Regions from separate parts of the Homo sapiens genome. Here region 2 is linked to region 1. Evidence: read pairs that join two places in POLR2A ChIA-PET (ENCODE). Cell type or tissue: MCF 10A. All regions are shown on one strand. Links, peaks and the distances in the headings refer to the core of each region. The heading gives the core; the rest is flanking DNA.

Region 1 (5,372 bases), core at 104-5,103:
AAATCTTCACTGCAGATGGTAGGGTCTTGCTCCAGAGCCCCAGTGCCACTTCCAAAGCTTGACACAAATTATACATAGCATCTTCTCCCACTTCTGATAATCTGCAGCACCATAGGATATGCTGAATTGTATTGTCCTAGGAGTAGGACTGTTTACACTGTAGCCTGTATCTACTGCAAAGCTCTGTCATGCTCTGGGCCCGCTTTAGGCCTTGCTCAAAGCTTCCAGTCTTTCGTGACACCTGGTATATAGACTACAGCAGCATCCTTAGGTGTAGAATATGCTGACTCTAGAATCTGAAGAGATCCACCAGGTGTTGCGCTTCCTTTTTTGTGGGAGAAGGCATAAAATGCAATAATTTGTCTTTTACTTTGAAGAGGATATCCCAACATGCCCCTGACAACTGTACTCCTAAAAATTTTAGGGATGTTGGGGCTTGGCGCAGTGGCTCATGCCTATTATCTCATCACTTTGGGAGGCCGAGGTGAGCAGATCACCTGAGGTCAGGAGTTTGAGACCAGCCTGGCCAACACAGCAAAACCCCCATCTCTACTAAAAATATTAAAATTAGCTGGGCATGGTGATGGGTGCCTGTAATGCCAGCTACTCGGGAGGCTGAGGCAGGAGCTGGGAGGCAGAGGTTGCAGTGAGCAAGATCGTGCCACTGCACTCCAGCCTGGGTGACAGAGCGAGACTCCATCTCAAAAAAATAAAAAAATAAAAATTTTGCTGGGCGCGGTGGTTCACACCTGTAATCCCAGCACTTTGGGAGGCTGAGGCGGGCGGATCACGAGGTCAGGAGATCGAGACCATCCTGGCTAACACAGTGAAACCCCGTCTCTACTAAAAATACAAAAAAATAGCCGGGCGTGCTGGCGGGTGCCTGTAGTCCAAGCTACTCGGGATGCTGAGGCAGGAGAATGGCGTGAACCCGGGAGTGGGAGCTTGCACTGAGCCGAGATCACACCAGTACACTCCAGCCTGGGCAACAGAGTGAGACTCTGTCTCAAAAAAAAAAAAAATTTATAGATGTAGAAGGTCCCTGAATCTTCACAGAGTGCCCTCTGAAGTGCCTGTCTTATTTACCAAGGCCTTCAGTGTATTATCCATCTCTTGTTCATCTGGCTCATTAACATATTGTCATCAATGCAATGGATCAGCATGAAACTCTAAAGTATGTCCAGATAGTTCAGAGGTGTACAATCTTTTGGCTTCCCTGGGCCACATTGGAAGAAGAATTGTCTTGGGCCACACATAAAATACACTAACACGAACGATAGCTGATGAGCCAAAAAATAAATCACAAAAAAGGCTAGACGCAGTGGCTCACGCCTGTAATCCCAGCACTTTGGGAGGCCAAAGTGAGCAGATCACTTGAGGTCAGGAGTTTGAGACTGGCCTGGCCAACATTGCAAAACCCCGTCTCTACTAAAAATACAGAAATTAGCTGGGCATGGTGACGGGCGCCTGTAATCCCAGCTACTCGGGAGGCTGAGGCAGGAGAATCGCTTGAAGCTGGGAGGCGGAAGTTGCAGTAAGCTGAGATTACACTACTGCACTCCAGCCTGGGTGACAGAGCAAGACTCTGTCTCAAAAAAAAAAAAAAATTATAATGTTTTAAGAAAGTTTCAAAGCTCTCCTGTGCCATGTACAGCCTGCAAGCCGTGGGTTGGACAAGGTTGAGATAGTCCAAATCTCTTCAGACTGTATTTTACATAGAGTGGAAGGCATAGCCCTGGGAGGAAAACCTCACATGTATATTGTTGCCCATTCCATGTAAATGCAAACTTTTTTCTGACTCTTTTTCTTTTTCTGATTAGGATAAAAAAGAACACATTTGCCAAATCAGTGGTTGTATAATATGTTCCCGAGGCCAAAGTAATCTGCTGTAGCAAAGATACTACATCTTACATAATGGCTGTAATCGGGGCTATAGTACTTGGTTGAACTCATGGCAGTCTACAGTCACCTTCCAGGATCATCTGGTTTCTATAAGGTCAAGAGTGGTGAATTAAACAGATACATGATAGAAACCACCATCCCTGTATCCTTTATATCCTAAGGATGGAACTAATTTCTGCTGTACCTACTCTCAACACTTTTCTTTGTTGTCCCCCAGGAGTAAACCAATCCTGGTTATGAACTCAGAGACTGGGAAATGACCACTGAGTGGCTCCAAGGACCCAATGGCTGTACTGTAAGCCAGGCCCAAGACAGGATTTCACTTACAACCTGGCCCCATGTGCTTCCTGCACTCTAACAAGGAGAGGTTATGATGGTGCTTCAGGCCTCGAGCATCATTGTCATCACAGACCCTACATCCAACAGACCCTGATATGTCTAGGTATTTTTCTTTCCCAGGTGCACAGTTACCCAAATAAATGGCCATTGGTCTTTTTGAGAAAGAACTGAGGGGATCATTATCACATATTCTTGTTATAGTATTGAGGGTCCTTCCTCCTAGGGACCCAGCCACCTCTTTAATCATGGGATTCCAAGTCTCAAGCTGGCTCTAGTCTGAACACTAGGAAAGGGATTGTGAATTTTTCTTGGGCTATGGCCTTCAGTCTTCTAGTCATCTTTCCTTAATTTCTTCTGCTAGTACAAGCTGAGTAGTACCCTTAACAATTGCCCATCTAATTTGCCCCTAGGGACATTTTGCTTTATTAGTCATCTCCATAACTCTCTGTTGGCCAGGTGTTCCTGGCTGCCACTCAAACCTCACCAGCCATGATGATAATTGCCATTGCCTAGCTTCCGGAAGTTAAGCACTGCCATCTGGACTTTTGTTTGTTTGTTTGTTTCAGTGTCCCATTATCCTCATTGCTATCAGTAAGTCAAGTTCTGTACTAGTCTCTTCTATTATCAGTCCTAGCCTACAGAGGAGAGCGAGTACTTATCTTTTTAGTACTTTTTATTCTGGTGAGCCTCTCACCAGCAAATTCTTTCTTTTTTTTTTTGAGTCAGAGTCTTGCTCTGTCACTCAGGCTGGAGTGCAGTGGCACGATCTTGGCTCACTGCAACCTCCGCCTCCCAGGTTCAAACAATTCTCGAACCTCAGCCTCTCGAGTAGCTGGGATTACAGGCACCTGCCACCACACCCAGCTAATTTTGTGTGTGTGTGTGTGTGTGTATATATATGTGTGTGTGTGTGTGTATATATATATATATATATATATTTTTTTTTTTTTTTTTTTTTGAGACAGAGTCTCGCTGTTGCCCAGGCTGTAGTGCAATGGCAAAATTTTGGCTCACTGCAACCTCCGCCTCCCGGGTTCAAGTGATTCTCCTGCCTCAACCTCTCAAGTAGCTGAGATTACAGGCATGCACCACCACACCCAGCTAATTTTTGTATTTTTAGTAGAGATGGGGTTTCACCATGTTGGTCAGGCTAATCTCGAACTCCTGACCTCAGGTGTTTCACCCGCCTTGGCCTCCCAAAGTGCTGGGATTACAGGCATGAGCCACCAAACCCAGCCCTTTTTTTTTTTTTTTTTTTTTGAGATAGAGTCTCGCTCTGTCACCCAGGCTGGAGTGCAGTGGCACAATCTCGGCTCACTACAACCTCCGCTGCCTGGGTTCAAGCGATTCTGCCTCAGTCTTCCAAGTAGCTGGAATTACAGGTATACACCACCATGCCTGGCTAATTTTTGTATTTTTCTTTTTTTTTTTTTTTTTTTTTTGAGAAGGAGTCTCGCTCTGTCTCCCAGGCTGGAGTGCAGTGGCACAATCTTGGCTCACTGCAAGCTCCACCTCCTGGGTTCACGCCATTCTCCTGCCTCAGCCTCCCAAGTAGCTGGGACTACAGGTGCCCGCTACCACGCCCAGCTAATTTTTTGTATTTTTTTTAGTAGAGACGGGGTTTCACCGTGTTAGCCAGGATGGTCTCGATCTCCTGACCTCTTGATCCGCCCGCCTCGGCCTCCCAAAGTGCTGGGATTATAGACGTGAGACACTGCGCCCGGCCAATTTTTCTATTTTTTAGTAGAGACGGGGTTTCACCATGTTGGCCAGGCTGGTCTCGAACTCCTGACCTCAAGTGATCCACCCACTTTGGCCTCCCAAAGTGCTGGGATTATAGGCGTGAGCCACCACGCCCGGCCTAATTTTTATATTTTTTTGGAGAGACAGGGTTTCACCATGTTGGCCAGGCTGGTCTCAAACTCCTGACCTCAAGTGATCCACCCACCTCGGACTTCCAAAGTGCTAGGATTACAGGTGTGAGCCACCATGCCGGGCAGCAAATTCTTCACGGCCTTGATAAGTAGTGTGTTGTTATGGTTTGAATGTGGCCCCTAAAAATCTGTGTGTTAGAAACTTAATTGTTCTCCCCTCATAAATGGATTAATGTCAGTTCTGCCCTCATGAATGAATATATGGAGTAATGAGAGTTCTGCCCTCTTGAATGGAGTAATGTCATTATCATGGGAGTAGGTTCGTTATCACGGGAATGGCTTTGCAATAAAAACAAGCTTTGTTTTTTTGTTATAAAAGCAAGCTCTATCATGGGAATGGCTTTGTTATAAAAGCAAGCAAGAGTAACCAGAATCTTTCTGGTTGCCCTCTCACCATGTGATGTTCTCTGCTATGTTATGACACAGCAAGAAGGATCTCACCAGATCCTGACTTCAGGCTCTTGGGCTTCCCAGCCTCCAGAACCATGAACTCAGTAAACTTCTTATAAACTACCCAGTCTGTGCTATGCAGTGAGAGCAACAGAAAACAGATGAAAACGTGTTCTCTGGGCCTTCTCATGAGGCATAATTAGCTAGGAGATCTTCTGGTTACCTATAGTCTATCCATTCTGGCACACCTATTTCCCTGAGTCTTTTCATTCTACCATCACTATCTGCCATAGCAATTCCGGCATGTAAGCTTTCTTTGGCATAGGTCATCACTTTTTCCATGCTTCTAGGATCCATCCTGGTAGTAAGATTGTACCATCTCCTATTGTCCTTGCCAGGATGTTAAATCTTGTATTTTGAAAGAGAGATTCCTGCCGGGCGCAGTGGCTCACACCTGAAATCCCGGCACTTTGGGAGGCCGAGGCAGGCGGATCACAAGGTCAGGAGTTCGAGACCAGCCTGGCCAACATGGTGAAATCCCGTCTCTACTAAAAATACAAAAATTATCTGGGCATGGTGGCACGTGCCTGTAATCCCAGCTACTCGAGAGGCTGAGGCAGGAAAGTTGTTTGAACCCGGGAGGCAGAGGTTGCAGTGAACTGAGATTGCGCCATTGCACTCCAGCCTGACAGGGTGAGACTCCATCTCAAAAAGAAAGAAAAGAAACGAAAAGAAACAAAGAGGGATTCCCAAGTCAATAAACTCTTCCCTATCCAATTTTATATTCCTTCTCCTTCATCAAGCACT
Region 2 (5,372 bases), core at 239-5,238, 130 kb after region 1:
GAGGGACCCTGTTTTAGGAGGAGGCCGGAGTGCATGGCCTTTCCCCTGAGGTCCCTTCCTGCCCTGAGAATCTGGGAAAATAGGTAGGGAGAAAAAAGCAGGGGATTCTCTAGAAGGTCCCTTTATCCTGGGCCTGTGAGCCTTAGGCACCACAGTCAGCCTCCCTGAGGCCTCAGAGGACACGCCCTTCCAGGCTAGGACTGTCTCGTTCCCCACTGGGCATCTGAATTCTAGCTGTCCTTTCCTGACAGGGCCTGGCAGTTGAGCCTCAGCAGGTTTCCTTCTCTGCTGGCTCCCTGCAGATGGCCTCCTGGGGTGAGGTTGGGGGTGGGAGGCACAGAGCAGGGACTGTTAAAACCTTCTTTGGACACTTAAGAAGGGTTCCTGGCATTTTGTGGTCACTGATAAACACTGTGGCAGGTAGGTGCGGCTGGAGAGGGGTGTGGTAAAGGGAGTGGCCCTGGGCCTCACAGTGAGAGGTACCCTTGCTGGTACCCCTACCTCTTGCCAGATCTTTACTCGATCCTGGAACCCCCATCCCTGTTTGCTCAGACTTGCAGACAAGCTCAGGAAGGTCAAGAGGCGCCGCAGGAGGGTTCTCGGTGGGACAGCCTGGCCAGGGTTGGGGCTGCCTGGCCTATAGGTTAGGTCACTGTGTGAGCTCTTGGACTGGCACTGGTTAAGCAGGATTGGCCTCTACTCTCCCACACTCCTTTGGGAGCTGGCAGTGGCTGAGAACATAAAAGCCTAAGGATGGCAAGGATGCTAAGAGCATTAACTCACAGATCTCAGGGAGCTTGCTGTTGGGTGGGCAAAGGTCTGGTGTTGCATGGGGCAGGCTGGGCATCCAGTATCTGCTCTCTTCAGTGCCGGCTGCTCCTGGAGTGGTGTTTGTTGGGAGTTGCTGGGTTGGGGTGGAGGGTTGGGGAAGGACTGGGCAGCTGCTGATGAGAACCTCTGTTTCCTTCCCGGGTACCAGAGGGAAGTCTCAGGTTGCCCTGAAGATCATCCGCAACGTGGGCAAGTACCGGGAGGCTGCCCGGCTAGAAATCAACGTGCTCAAAAAAATCAAGGAGAAGGACAAAGAAAACAAGTTGTGAGTATCTGCAAGGAGTGGGAGGGAAGCCTTCAGTGGGGCTGCTGGACCCCCAGGGGCTTAGTAGTGTGCCTTCACCCATCCGCACTGTGCCTTCTCCCCACACTCAGAACCAGGGGAGTGTGGCAAAGGTCTTGCTGGAAGCCTTTAGACTGCAGTCCAGTCTTCACCCCAGCTGTCTCTGTGTCCTGAGGAAGGCCTCCCAGCCCTGCGTTTTGTGAATTGGGGAGCTCACTGGGTTATGCTGGGCATAAAACAAGATAAAAACATGAAGTTGGGGCTCTCACATAGTAGGAGATACCCAAAGGAGGGCCTTTCTGTGGCAGACACACTGAGCACTCTCCTCCACGCACTGTGCTGAGCCTGGGCAGATGGGTGAATCCAGCACAGACCCTCACGAAGCTCAGCAGAGTGAGCAAGTGGAGAAAAGCAGCACCAGTCCTGCGGAGTGCACTAGCACTTTCCATCTCTCCCTCAGCAACTCTGAGGCAGGGCTGCTTCCATATCATAAGTAGGGAAGCTCGGAGGGCTTGGACCAGAACCGTGGACATCTCCCCTACCCCCCGCAGGAAGCTTAGTCCTTGCCCAGAGCTCATCTGGGTATTGGGTGATGGCTGGTGGGGAGAGGTGCTCTTGCTCTGATTTCTCTTGCACTGTGTGTATCTGCATTCTGGTGTGTGACCCGGTGGCCTAGGAGAGAGTTGGGAACTGTCTTCATCTGAGAGAGGGGGTGAGGCAGGCCCCCAGCACACAGCCTGAGCCCTGCCCATCCTCCTCCTCCAGCCTGTGTGTCTTGATGTCTGACTGGTTCAACTTCCACGGTCACATGTGCATCGCCTTTGAGCTCCTGGGCAAGAACACCTTTGAGTTCCTGAAGGAGAATAACTTCCAGCCTTACCCCCTACCACATGTCCGGCACATGGCCTACCAGCTCTGCCACGCCCTTAGATGTAAGTGTCCACCCTCAAAAGAAGCATGGGCAGCCACATGCCTGCAGCCAAGTCATCTGGTTACTTGTTGTCCCCATTCATTCCAGCACGTTACTAACCATTCTCCTGGGCCTGAGGGACACCAGATCCCCTTTGGCGGAAAGGCCTGTCTTTGGGTGGGAATCTCAGTGTGAGGATGGAAAGGCTAGGGCTCCCTCCAGGGACCTCCTGGACCAGCCTCTCTACCCCCAGGCACTCAGGAAGAAAACAGAAACGAACTGCTCTGGAATTGGCCTAACCACCAACCCTGCCTCCCTGCTTCATGCATGGGATAAAAAGGTAGAAGCCTGACCTGACAGATAGCACCACAGGTCCTGCCCACATGGAGACCCTCGGTCTAACCCTGACTTGTCATCTCCCTGCCAGCCTGGAAAAGCATTATTTGGCAGTGCCAGGGCTCAGCGCAGTAGGATTTGCAATGGTTGCAGCAGTACAGAAAGGCTCCTTGGTGAAGTTGGTAGGCGTTGAGCTAGAATCGCTCAAGGTCACCCCGCATCGCTCCCCTACCCTGAGCACTGCTACTGTGATAGGCTGCAGGCCACTGGGGTGGGAAGCCCCACATGGATGAGAAGACAGGTGTCTTCCTCCTCCCACAGGATCTGCAAGATGGGACAGGGACAAGGATTCCAAGCAAGGGGAACAGCTTGGTGAGGCCTGGAGCCTGTTAACGGGCTGAGAATTGGCTCCAGTGGAGTAGACTGCCACTGGGGAGTGGTGGGCCACATAGTTGTGAGGGTCTTGAGTGCCAGATGGGATCCTTGAGCTGAAAAGTGACTACTAGCAAGAAGCCACTGTCAGAAGGGGCTGGAGGGGAAAGGCTTGCCTGCTTATGACTAGCAATGAGAGGCGGGGCTGTCTTCCTGGGTATGCGACCTGTGCACTCAGTCGCACAGGACCCTGTGCTTGATTTAATGTCCTTTTGCCACCACCTTAATATTCTTAGTAACTTGAACAGGGGACCTGCATTTTCATTTTGCAAAGGGCCCTGCAAATTATGTAGCTGGTGCAGGGAAGAGGGAACCACCTCGAGGCTGTTGCTGTAGCTCTGCTGAGAGACAGGTGAGGAGGCCTGGTCTCTGCAGAGGAGAGGTGGAGGGAGGTTTTTCGAATGGCAAATTTCTTTCCTACCCCCCTGCTAAAGTATCAGAACCCTCCAAGGCCTCAAGTACAGAGAACCCTTGAGAGGGAGGCCAGCACAGAGGCAGGCTGTAGTCCAGCTCCCTGCTGAGGTGGGGGTGTGAGGACCTCTGGCAGTTGCTGGCATTGGAAGAGGGGTCTGGCCTAGAGCTGGCAGGAGAGCCAGCTTCTCAGTGCCTACTTCCCCTTCTTTCCCTGCTACCTTAGTTCTGCATGAGAATCAGCTGACCCATACAGACTTGAAACCAGAGAACATCCTGTTTGTGAATTCTGAGTTTGAAACCCTCTACAATGAGCACAAGGTATTGGTGGGGGTAAGGGTGAGGCCCTGTTTCAGGGGTGGGTTACCCGCTGGTGCAGACTCCTGACCTGGCAGGCCTGCCTTGCCTTTCAGAGCTGTGAGGAGAAGTCAGTGAAGAACACCAGCATCCGAGTGGCTGACTTTGGCAGTGCCACATTTGACCATGAGCACCACACCACCATTGTGGCCACCCGTCACTATCGCCCGCCTGAGGTGATCCTTGGTGAGTGACTGTATGGCCTGTGACCTTGTCATACTGGACTGTTGTTGGGAGGGTATGAGCAGAGGCAGTGGCATGCCTGTCATTCTCTGCCACCCAGGGCAGGCAGAGTTTCTCAGACCAAGGGGCCAGTGTCATGAGACACAGGTGACTGACCTGGCTTTATCTGTCAGCCTTACTGAGAGAGGGCCTCGTACTGGGATTTGGGCAAGAGTCCTGCCAGCCGGTGTGGTGGCTGCCTTGTGACTTCCAGGCTGGAAGCATAAGGCCGGATCTCACAGCCTCTCCCCATCTTGGCTTGCAGAGCTGGGCTGGGCACAGCCCTGTGACGTCTGGAGCATTGGCTGCATTCTCTTTGAGTACTACCGGGGCTTCACACTCTTCCAGGTACAGCCACCCTGCATTGGTCCCCTACCCTGAGTACTGCTACTGTGATAGGCTGCAGGCCACTGGGGTGGGAAGCCCCACATGGATGAGAAGACAGGTGTCTTCCTCCTCCCACTAATCATCATGTGAGATTCAGACCCTTTAAGGATGTAGATGCTAAAGGGAAGGCAGAGGTCAGGGTAGCTGGAACACTCAGAGGAGTCTTATGCTAGGCCATCGAGGATGGAGGATGGGGTAGGAGGTGACCTGACCTTCTAGATAAGGGGCACAGATGACTAAAGGCATCGGGATGGGCTGGGACAGGGCATGTTCTGGGCAGGGAGTGAAGAGCTAACCAGAGAGAAATGTAGTCACAGCCCAGTCCACCTCCACCCACAAGGGCTGAGGAGCCTAGGCACAGGCTGGCAGGAGAAGCTGGGGCTGCCGCTTCATTGGTAGGTTTGCATGTCCTGGGGCAGTGAGGGCACTTGCCCATCTTTCTTGTTCCTTTTTCTCCTTGAAGGGGCCAGAGCTAGTACTGACCCCCTTGCACTGTCCCTAATCTTCCACAGACCCACGAAAACCGAGAGCACCTGGTGATGATGGAGAAGATCCTAGGGCCCATCCCATCACACATGATCCACCGTACCAGGTAAGGACCCCAGTAGCCCCCTCAGGGTTGGTATAGAGGCCTTTCTCTTCTTGGCTGTGGGTCAGCAGGGTACTGGATGTGGTGAGTCTTTGCTGGACAGTCCATGGTTCCGCAGGCTCCTAAAAGCCTTCCCTGTGTGCCCCTGCAGACCTGTTGCCCTGGTTCTGCTGCTGTCTTGGGAGCTGCTCTTCCCCACCTCCCACCAGAGGCTTGTCCCCTTACTACTCCCACACTTGACTCCACCCCCTTAATTTTCAGGAAGCAGAAATATTTCTACAAAGGGGGCCTAGTTTGGGATGAGAACAGCTCTGACGGCCGGTATGTGAAGGAGAACTGCAAACCTCTGAAGGTCAGTTTCTGGCTACCCCCAGCTGAACTCATGCCAAGGAGAGACCCCAGGCACTGGGCAGACATACAGCAGAGACAGGCCAGGCCGCTAAAGGCTGCCTCCTTGATCCAGCTCTATGGGAGGCGGCACCCAAGACTGCTGGGTGCTGGCAATGGGGCTTCTTGCAAACTGCCCCAGAGGGGCCCTTAGCCCTACCCCTTCCCCATAGGGTGGCTATGAATGTAATTGGGGAACACCAGAAGAGCCAGATGTCAGAAGCCCT

What was found. Peaks named below come from ENCODE experiments on the same cell type or tissue, not always from the same donor. Only the 100,000 strongest peaks of a DNase experiment are listed, where the experiment ranks them.
Region 2: POLR2A ChIA-PET joins it to region 1 with 5 read pairs; 2 of 35 experiments call an interaction of 5 or more read pairs at or near these places.

Annotation. Positions count from the first base shown.
Region 1 is chr15:74,495,060-74,500,431 of GRCh38, forward strand. It overlaps LOC124903526 (a long non-coding RNA gene), which reads left to right and starts at 1,570. Exons shown (of 2, transcript XR_007064713.1): 1 at 1,570-1,996; 2 at 2,120-2,405. LOC102723714 (a long non-coding RNA gene) reads left to right here and starts at 3,775. Exons shown (of 2, transcript XR_007064712.1): 1 at 3,775-3,808. In MCF 10A, for the core only: no CTCF peak of the experiment used is centred there; a DNase peak (open chromatin) is centred at 2,692.
Region 2 is chr15:74,623,923-74,629,294 of GRCh38, forward strand. CLK3 (CDC like kinase 3) reads left to right here. Exons shown (of 13, transcript NM_001130028.2): 6 at 980-1,096; 7 at 1,880-2,046; 8 at 3,430-3,524; 9 at 3,617-3,746; 10 at 4,048-4,130; 11 at 4,682-4,761; 12 at 5,020-5,110. Among named protein-coding and RNA genes, the nearest start is that of CLK3, 11 kb to the left of the region's middle. In MCF 10A, for the core only: no CTCF peak of the experiment used is centred there; no DNase peak of the experiment used is centred there.